2 separate regions of the Homo sapiens genome follow, and region 2 is linked to region 1. The links are chromatin loops, found by intact Hi-C in ENCODE. Cell type or tissue: dorsolateral prefrontal cortex. All regions are shown on one strand. Each heading gives the region's core, and the rest is flanking DNA. Links, peaks and the distances in the headings are about the cores only.

What was found. Peaks named below come from ENCODE experiments on the same cell type or tissue, not always from the same donor. Only the 100,000 strongest peaks of a DNase experiment are listed, where the experiment ranks them.
Region 2: it touches region 1 in a loop (4-fold over the local background); 11 of 110 quality-filtered maps call a loop at or near these places.

What each region holds. Positions count from the first base shown.
Region 1 is chr6:137,412,843-137,418,225 of GRCh38, forward strand. LOC102723633 (a long non-coding RNA gene) reads left to right here and starts at 2,259. Exons shown (of 5, transcript XR_943053.1): 1 at 2,259-3,056. In dorsolateral prefrontal cortex, for the core only: CTCF peaks have their summits at 2,928 (motif pointing left) and 3,131; DNase peaks (open chromatin) are centred at 2,359, 2,615 and 2,929; H3K4me3 peaks cover 1,447 bases; H3K27ac peaks cover 1,000 bases; H3K27me3 peaks cover 2,050 bases.
Region 2 is chr6:137,639,210-137,644,592 of GRCh38, forward strand. No RefSeq gene overlaps it. Among named protein-coding and RNA genes, the nearest start is that of LINC03004, 24 kb to the right of the region's middle. RefSeq lists an enhancer at 2,363-2,412. In dorsolateral prefrontal cortex, for the core only: a CTCF peak has its summit at 2,485 (motif pointing left); DNase peaks (open chromatin) are centred at 1,072 and 2,452; H3K4me3 peaks cover 644 bases; H3K27ac peaks cover 360 bases.

The sequences.
Region 1 (5,383 bases), core at 170-5,169:
AACCAGAGGAACACGGCAGGAGAGGAAAAGTCTTCAAGATTTTCTGGTACCTGTTGGGGTGATCTACAAAGGACTTTTTCATTCATTTTTAGCAAAGTTTAATGTGTCCTATAATATCCATATTTGGAATGCATGTTTTAAGTTTTGCCTTCTATAAAAGCTTTCCCTTCTAATATATTTGTTTACCTTTCCAATGTCTGTAAACATACTTGAATAATGATGACCCTAAAATGAAAAAAAAAGAAAAAAGCTTTTCTGCATCCTCTACCTGTTTTGTTCTTTTTTTAAAACAGGTCTCAAAAAGTAAAGAAAGCCATTCTCCAAATGACTAAAACAGATCTCATGTTTGTTACCATCCTTTATTATTTTTCTTCTAAACATGTAATCTAACATTACATAGTCATGAACAGCAAATTATATTATCTACTCATACTTGCGGAGGTAAAAGGTGAGGGAAATTCATGTGTTTAGACTTGGGTCTTTACTGAGTTGTCTCCTGTCCTAAGGATGATGATTGCTAAGGAATCGGATTCTAAAATGTATTTTGATATACTGTCCATGTTCAGATCGGTTTATAATCATATGAAACAAAACACTTATTATTAAACTCCGAGAAAACCTCTCTCAAATTGCATCTGACAACAAAAACTTTAACTTTTGGCACCCCAAATATTAGTTTTTGCTTCTTCCATTGTTGGTCCTAGTGGTTTCTTCTGTAATATGTATACTGACTGTTTGCAGCCTGGCAACAGCTCCAAGGAGTGAGGGGGGCTAGAAAACTATAGCCCCTTGTTAGCTGCAGTCCAAACTTCAAAGGCTTTGAGAACACTGAGCAGACAGGTTTCAGCAGCCGATAAAGCAGCCAGGCAAACAAAAGGCAGCTCCCCTCTCACCGAGGTGTCTCCTGATCCAGGGTGATTTTCAGCCCACTTTTTTCTTTTATTTGTGATGAAACTTCTGGCAATGAGAGACTCATTCTGCCCACAGTTGTGTGCCCCCTTGATTCGGCATCAGAGGGAGAGATGGGCATTTATGGCACCATAAATCAAGGGATTAAACCATACACGAGCAGCTGGCACATGTGCTAATAACTATAATTATTAATCATGTCAATTTCACACCCTTCAAATTTATGCTATGTGCTTTCTGTAGGAAAGCCATCCCTGGCGCCTTGAGCTGTTTATGGTATGAAAATATGATGTGCTGATGGTCTTTGATAATTGTCTTATGACAGTATTGATCTGCCTACAATTGGGTTTGTGGGGCATCGAAGCCCTGCAAAGTGGTTGTCCTTGTCTCCTGGTATACATCATTGTCACACATCCCCCATTGTTAGTGAGTGGCGTGAATTACTTTCAGCATTTGGCCAAGTCTCTAGCTGCTAGGTCACCATTATTCTATCCTTATGTCACTGCGAGGACATTTACTTTGATGTTTCCTTTGTACCTCTTCGAAGGCAAAATCCTTTAACTTCAGGACGGGAGCCTGCAGCAGAGTTTCAGAAAGAAAAGACACTACAGGTTTGGGGTGGGCAGAGGCCAAAAAATATGGAAAAATGTGCTCCCTCAAGGGCCATTTTTTACTTGCCCTTGTCAAGGCTTGTCTATATCCGAAGAGGTGTGGCAAACGGGGAGCTGGAGATGCCAACCAATTGCCAAGTCTTGTGCTCATTCAGTAGCCCTTTCCAGAACACCCCAAAGTTGCTGCCACACACCAAATTATGCAAATTATTCTGCTTGTGGCACAGATGGTCAAGCTAAGAAATCAGACTGGCCAGGAGCAAGCAGTTAACCGTGGCCAAAGTGGTCTTTTTAACTCCAAGCGATTCATCCATTTGAAACCATAATGTCTCTTAAAGACAAACCTGTTCAAGACCAAAAGCAGAGCAGCACCTTGCTGGTTAATCTGCATGTTCATTTGACCTTGCAGCCAATCGTCTGGGAGAGGCCAGGAGAGAGCAGAGTGCATGGGACTCTGCCCACTTGTTGGGAACGCTGCATGGCCCTCACTGGGCAGTGTCAAAACCGCTCCTGCTGTCTCTACAGCTGCTCTGTTCCAATGACCCCCGGAAGGTTCTGGGGATTGTTAGAAGAGATTTCTATTAATCAACTACAAACCGACTGTTACAATTTCACACTTTTTTCCCATCATTTCACACATTTAATGAATTTGGGTGTCTTTTACATTCAAAACACTTACAATCAGGCCAAAAAAAAAAAAAAAAAACTCACCCAAAAAAAAAAAAACCCTTTCTTTAACACAATAGGCAGTAGCAAGACAGCAAACGCCACTTCAAGACTGAATTTCTGAAACTGGCCCTTTAGCTGAGAGTGGCCATCCTTGCCGGGGCGGGCGATTTACTAGTTTACTAACATTGTTACCAGGCAGCAGCCCTGGCAGCATTTTACTAAATCCTCAACAAGAAAACTCGCAACTCGTCTGAAGTTTCAGTTTGTTTGTTGTTACTGGAGTTATATCAGGGAGTTCTTTTCTATGCCAGACTGGAGTTCAGATTTAAATCTTGCCCAACTCAAAAGCAAGCGCACAGGAAACACGAACCTCGCCGCCGTGAGAGCAGCCTGAGTGAGCCAGCACTCACCAAGGAAAGGGCTGCAGGTTCGCTTGAGAGTGAGGATCAGCCGAATTCCTCACGCTGCTCACTGAGACTTCCCCTCACTGAGACTTCACGCTCCTCACTGTCGGCTATCGGCCGACAGAAGATCTCACATCCAAGTCACAAAGACTCAGAACCTTCTTCAACAAGAAACGTCACTTACAACGTGTTTGCTTCTCCATCTCTAAGCTCAAAGTGCCCCGTTTCTCTACAGCAAATTAGACTTTTTGCCTACTTTGGTGCTGAGAAGCCCAAACTACCAACCAAAGCTTTGGTTTTCTCTGAGGGCTGTCGGTACAGACGAGAGGCCGGGATTGTTCTCTAGCAACCCCTGCCGGTTGACAATAAATGCCAGAAACTGACCCAGAGGCATTAGTTCATCCCCACGTTGGAGGGAAGTAAAAAATGTCAGGCTGAGGGAGAGCAGGTAGCACCTGAACGGGTAGGTGATTTCGTGTCAGTTCATCTTACATCAGCAAGAAAAGTAGGGTCGGATTTGATTTATATCAATATTTGGAGTGATGAAAATAATAGTCTATCAATTGGGGGAAATCTATACTGTATTCCATAGAAGTAATTAGATTTTATTATTGATGACAGACTACTGAATAATTAAAGTTTGCTAATTTTCTCTCTCTTCATTTGTATATTCTTTCTGTTTTTAAACTTTGGCTTCTCTTCACATTATTACTTTGGTGGACTGTGGGCACTTTTGCCTTCGTGGGCCCCTTCCACCATAACGATAACAACATATTATTACATAATTTTAAATATGTCAACATTTTTTTCCTCTTTTAGATAAGGTGTAACAGATTGTTGTGGGCCCTTAAAATTATCGTGGGCACCATGCCTTGGGGCCCAGTGGAGAAGGCGGCTCTGCTCTCTGAAATGTTCCCCTAAGGGGCCTGGAATACTTTTCTTCTTCAAGTTGCCTTTGAGTTTGAAGATGTTTTAGTGCTGCTTTACTCATTAGCTAAGATACTGGTCCTAACATATCTTTACATCTATTTTCTGATATACCGTGCCATATGTCTTTTAAACAAAACACTGCTTCCTGGCAAAGAAGCCACTGAGAGGCCAGTTGTTTGTTTGTGCACAGCTGGGTTTCGTCTTGCCTCTTGAAGGCCTAGGCTTAATTTCCTGAGTGCATTTCACCATACCTGGAGACATTTGGACAAAGCCTCAGACACAACTCGCACGCTCACACCCAGTGCCCATACATCACCAACTTACATTCATCTATTCATTTGTTCAGAAAAAAACCCACCCAGTTTATGTTTTTAAAATTTCCCCCAATTAAACTGCCACTTCTAGGGCTTAAGAAACAAACCCAGGAATTTAATTTCTTGGGAAATTTTTCCAGAGGCAAATCAAGAACGCAGCCTGTCTAGTTCCCTGAGCTACTGACGTTCTAGGAGGAGGGATGATAACGGTTGAAGGGAAAGCCTGTAAAGTGATTGTACTCCCAAGAGCCTGGATGATTCAGCAAAAGCAGGCTAGGAGGCTGTGAGCGCAGAACTATTTTGCCCCTGGAAATGAGACATCCAAATTCAACAGGGACTTTTTTTTTTTTTGTCCTTTTGAGGATGGTTCTCCCTGACAAGAAATACCGGAGAAAAGCACAGCTCCCTTCAGCTGTCCCCTTCTGTGGGTTTTCCCATACGAAACTGTGCCCAGCCTGCCACCCTGCACTTTGTTATTATGACAGGAAAAAATGAATTTCTAATGTGCTACCTCTACCAGCTGCAAGGAGCTTGTGGATCTTCAGTCACTAGGCTCCCCGAGGGGAATCAGCCTGAATCAGGGTGGAAGGCCAGGACAAGGAAGAGCATCTCTAGGTTTAAAAAAAAAAAAAAATCTCTTTCCCTCTGATATTGGCATGAAGATGTTCTTAAGAACAAAGGTAAATTTACAAGCACATGTTGGACAGGAAGGGACAAGCACCAATGTCCCTTGCTGAGCACCTGCCTGTCACATAGATGATTTCATTAATTCTCACAATACTTTCAGAGAGTATTAGTTCCATGTTTATATACTAAGAAACTGAAGGGCAGAGGGAGCCCCAAGTATCCTCCCCAAAACTACACAGTTAGTAAGTGGCTGAACTCCGGCTTTTCCCTCCCTGACTCACTATTTAATAATGTATTGCATTGTAATAAGCAGAAATGAGTTGCTCTCTACCCTGTTGTATGATAGAAACAGCTCAGTCCGTGCTCCTGACAGCATTTGGTGTTTTACTAACATCCACTGAGTCCATGTGTGTGGGTAGGCTCATTTTAGAAACATGCCTAGACCTTTCCAGAATTGGTGACCCATGGAAGTGAGCAGCTACTTAGAAGTCTGATATGAAGAGGAGAAAAAAGGTCTTAGAGGGCACGTATTTCAACTCTTTTATTTTATCTCCAAGGAGACCTTAGTTCAGGCCTTCAACATTTCACATTTGAATGATTCTTAAGTGGTGATTCTGTCTCACTTTAGCTTCTTTTCACACTCAAGGAATATCTCTTAAACTCAAATGGGATCATCTCATTCTACTCCTTTGTTTACTGAATAATTCTACCAGAGTTTTATCATCCATGGCAAATTGCTCTTTGCCCTAAAATCTGTTCTTCCCTTCATCCTGGACATACCCATTCCACCCCCAGCTAGAGACTACATTTCTCAGCCTCCTTTGTGGCTAGGTGGCCATTGACTAAGTTCTCATCCACGGAATGGGACGATGTAATATGTACGCTTATTTAAAAAGAAATTGCTACTCTGACCTTCGTC
Region 2 (5,383 bases), core at 267-5,266, 230 kb after region 1:
GCCACTCTAGCCTGAAGGAGTTGGGTCTTTTCTTGCCAGGGTCTTATAAAGACCAGAAGATAAAAGACAAAAATGGAATTTGACTGCAAATTTTCATTACTAAAAGACTCCCATTTTTGCTTATATTAAGAAACAAGGTTTTCAAAGGTTTCCTCTAACCACACTATCTTGGGTTAGTCAGAATGAACACGTATTTATGGGATCACGGTCTACAGGATTTGCCTGCAATGTTAAATAAAACCACAATTTGTGTTTCTAAAGTCATCATCTGGTTAGAAAATGACCACTGTCCTAAATGTAGAAATGAAAGAGAAAGTATAACACGGGAAAGGAACATTTTAGGGGGACACACCTTAGAGGTATACAGTGGCTCATTATTTCCTAGAAGTCTCAGGCAAGGGTTCTGAACCTAGGCCTACTGAGTTTCAAGGCTGAGAAATTCCTCTGAAAATGAAGGTGACATGATAGACTGCATGTTTTTCTGCAGATAGGTTCTCAGGCTTGGTTAAATCATTATAAGTATCTGTCACTGAAATTACCAAGATCCATTGGACTAATAACATATTCAAAAACTATGGGAGAGGAACAAATGTAGTTTCTTTTTATACATTTTTTCATATTATATGTAACCTTGGATACCTCCAACATTCTATTTCAATTCCCAGACGATTTTCCAGCTAAAATACATTAGCGCCACCAAAGCGTGGGCAAAATTTTTATCTTCTCATGTTTTCCCGACAGCATTTATCTGAGTCCCAAACCAAATAATTCTGCCTATATATCATGTGAATAACACAAGGAAGTTTATTTTTAGGGGAAAAATGTCTTATCATTCATAATAATCTAATATTTCTGAAATGAATATTGATACCGAATACAATACCAGAAGGTTAGAACAGAACATACATATTTCACTGGAAGAAACTGATTTCCACCTAGTGTCTGTGAAACAGCAGAAGCGAAATTAATGTCTTCTTGCATTGGTGCTGCTGTGCATGGCAATCTCGCCAATGCCGCCAACTCCTAATAAAGGGCTCTCTTGGAACAAAGCTGCCTCTTGTCTGCTTGCTCACAGTATCTATGACACTAATATTCTAATTAGCTATCGCCATTCTCATTATCTTTGTCAGAGAGCTACGTGCTCGTGGATGCAGCCACCTAGCCACGAGATCAGATCTGCATAGTCACACACAAAACACATACACATATGCATGCACATAAAACCTAGACATATCTGCTCTGCAATATCCCATCTCCCCTTGGTTTACAGAATGCATTCCCAGTCTTTTGGGGACTTGTTGGAGGATAAACAGTAAGCCCATGAACGTGTAGTCCAAATTCATTAACGCGGCATTCAAGGCTCTCCAGGTGCCACATCCCTCTTCTCTCTATTCCCTTTGTCCCTTCCCCACCGGAACGCCACTCCTTCTCCATTCTCTCCCTATCCCATGCCTTGTCCTCTGGGCATTGGAGATGGATTCTCACTATCACGCCAAACATACCCCACACCTCCACCTCTGTGTTTCCTCTACCTGAAATTCCCCTCATACTTGTCAAATCTCTATCCCACCTTCTGCCGCCATCAAAATCCCATAAGGTCCATCTCGATCACTCCTCAATTCTCCAACACCCTAAGGCAGAAGCAATGTCTTTTTTTGCTGGACATTTTATGTATTCCTTTTATTATATAACTTATACAACTTTGTCACCACCTTTGGACATTTCATCCCACTGCCTCCCCTGCTCCTGTGCCTCCCACAGGCTCTGCCATATTCCCCTGCTCAGCGTAGAGGGTCCTCAGTAGATGCTGGGGACATGAACTAAGTTGAATGGTAGGATTATAGGAATAGAAAATACTGCAGTTAATAATAAGATCATTTTTAATAAAATTTTTCTCTAGATTCATGAGCATATTTTCTTCTAGCCCTTGACAGAACGAACAATGGAAATGTATTGTTCATAGGTATGTACTATATCGGGTATGCATGAACACTGGCATGTTTGCCATTCTCTTTCAACCTGGGGGCTTAAATTTTCCTTTGCACCAGGCCACTGCCATCTAAGCCCTGCAGGATTTGGGGACCAGATGAGTCCTTGTATGACATCTGATAGTAAGTATTTATTTTATTAACAAACGAGGCCACAAAGAATGTGACCAGTTGAAAACAGAGTTTGGTTTCTTCATGTCTCTCCTTCACCATAGGGATTTTGTCTCTTTCATTGTAGCACTTAGCATAGAGTCCATATCCAACAAGTATTTGAAAATATTTTCTTCCTACTCTTTCATGTTATCTTCATTCAATAGTGAGGGTTTATAATTTTTCCTCCCTTCTTTCCTTCCTTCCTTCCTTTGGAGTTTATTGTGTTGACTTTTTTTTTGCTATCGTTGCGAACATTGGAATATGAGATGACACCCAGGCAGTGCCAGGGCCGAGCAGTGTGTTAAGTATGGCTTCTATTTTGTGAGCTCACACTGCCCTCTCCTGGCCTCTGGGTAGATCTTAAAACTTCACTCGGATTGCAGCACAAAACACATTCCAGCAGGCAGAGAAAGAATGATAATAAATGGGACACAAAATCCTTCCAATATTAATAATCTAATCATTTCAAATTTTAAAAACTATTTGGCTCTACTCTCTATGCTTTTGGTAATTCCAAGCACTTGAAAATATCTATAAAATTCAAAATTCTTAACATTGTCTTTCCATTTTATTTATTTATTTATTTTTTGGTGGAAAGCTTGTTATAATATCTTGAATAAAATGTGGTCCTGGGCCGGGCAAGGTGGCTCACATCTGAAATCTCAGCACTTTGGGAGGCCAAGGCAGGAGAATCACGAGGTCAGGAGTTTGAGACCAGCCTGGCCAACATGGTGAAACCCCGTCTCTACTAAAAATACAAAAAATTATCTGGGCATGGTGGTGGGCACCTGTAATCGCAGCTACTCTGGAGGCTGAGGCAGGAGAATCTCTTGAACCCAGGAGGCGGAGGTTGCGGTGAGCCGAGATTGCACCACTGCACTCCAGCCGGGCAGCAATGCGAGACTCCGTCTCAAAAAAAAAAAAAAAAAAAAAAAAGAAGGTGGTCATGATATTTGATATTTTAGTAAGATGTTTTTGTTTTTGCTTACTTTCTAGTTCTACTTAAGGCTTTTGGTGGTGGTGGTTTGTTTTGTTAGCAAGTGATGTGCAGTCATGTCCAGGCTCTGCCACTCACTAATTAGGTGATCAGGATCTAGGACAAGTCATTTCAACCCTCAGCCTTAGTTCCTTCATCCAGATGTGGCTGTAGAAATACCTACCCTATCTTCCTCACTAGAAATGATAGAAAGATCAAATGAAATATTTTATGTGAAGGCATTTGGAAAACTCTAAGATGCCATACTCATATGAACTATGATGATTATTTCTAGATTTTACAAAAAGACAACTTAACAAAAGATACTAGGTGTTATAATGCCAGGTGAAGTGCAATTGTATTAAAAAGACTTCACTTTTAAACATTAAAAAATTTTAAAGATATATGAATCTAGAAAATATTCTTTGTTTCCTTCCCAAAAACTTCTTAGAATAATATAGAAAATGACACTTTCCTGAGGAATTTTTTTGTATATTATTAGCAAAGGGCAGAATATTGGATTAAAAATCCAGAAAGCCCTGTAATTCTATGTTTTTAAAGCATAGGAATAATCTATCTAATGACAGTATATAGTCTTTAAATAGGTCTTATATCTTCAAAATAAAAATAATAAAACCTCCATTAATACAAAAATAACAAAATTATACAAAAATTAACTCAAGATGGATGAAAGACTTAAATGCAAAACCCAAAACTATAAAATTCTAGAAGAAAATCTAGGCAATACCATTCAGGACATAGGCAGGGGCAAAGATTTCATGATGAAAACGCCAAAAGCAATTGCAACAAAAGCAAAAATTGACAAATGAGATCTAAATAAACTAAATAGCTTCAGCACAGCAACAGAAGCTATCATCAGAGTGAACAGACAACGTACAGAAGAGGAGAAAATTTTTGCAATCAATCCATCTGACAAAGGTCTAATATCCAGAGTCTACAAGGAACTTAAACAAATTTACAACCTCATTAAAAAGTGAGCAAAGACCATGAACAGACATTTCTCAAAAGAAGACATTCATGCGGCCAACAAACATGAAAAAAGATCAACATCACTGATCATTAGAGAAATGCAAATCAAAACCACCACAATGAGATACCATCTCACGCCAGTCAGAATGGTGATTATTAAAAATATACAGAAACAACAGATGCCGGTGAGGTTGTGGAGAAAAAGGAACATTTTACATTGTTGGTGGGAGTGTAAATTAGTTCAACCATTGTGGAAGACTGTGTGATGATTTCTCAGACCTGGAACCAGAAGTATCATTTGACCCAGCAATCCCATTACTGGGTATATACCCAAAGGAATATAAATCATTCTATTATAAAGATACATGCATGCGTAGGTTTATTGCAGCACTATTCACAATAGTAAAGACCTGGAATCAACCCAAATGCCCATCAATGATAGACTGGATAAAGAAAATGTGGTACATATATACCACTGAATACTATGCAGCCATAAAAAGGAATGACATCATGTCCTTTGCAGGGACATGGATGGAGGTGGAAGCCATTATCCTCAGCAAACCAACACTGCATGTTCTCACTTATGAGTGGTAGCTGAATGCTGAGAACACATGGACACATGGCGGGGAAAAACAAACACCAGGGTCTGTCAGAGGGCTTTGCAGGGAGGGAGAGCATCAGAAAGAATAGCTAATGGATGCTGGGCTTAATACCTAGGTGATGGGTTGATCTGTGCAACAAACCACCATGGCACACGTTTACCTATGTAACAAACCTGCACATCCTGCACATGTACCCAGGAACTTAAAATAAAAATTGAAGAAAAAAAAGAGAGAGAAAAGATATTATCTCCAAAAATAAAGTAAATGACAGGGAGAAAAAAATAAATTAAAAAAGGGAATGTGTTTAATCAACATTTGTCTATTTTATGCTCCATGGGAAAAAAAAATGTCAAAGGGAAAGTGAAATCTGTAGAGGAGTTAAACAACACTGGACTTTTAAGTAATTATTCTACTTCTCTCTCTTTCATTGTGCTAATATATTCTTGACCAAGAATTGACATAAAAAAATTTGTACAAACGTATAGGGTACATGAGAAATTTTGTTACAGGTGTATAATGTGTAGTGACTGACTCAAGGTATTCAGAGAGTCCATTACCTAAGTACAATACATGTTTGTTAAGCATAGTCACCCTACTCTGCTACTGAACGTGGAATTTGTTCCATCTTACTGTATGCTTGTTTGTTTAAACCCATTTCTCTTCATCTCCCCCCA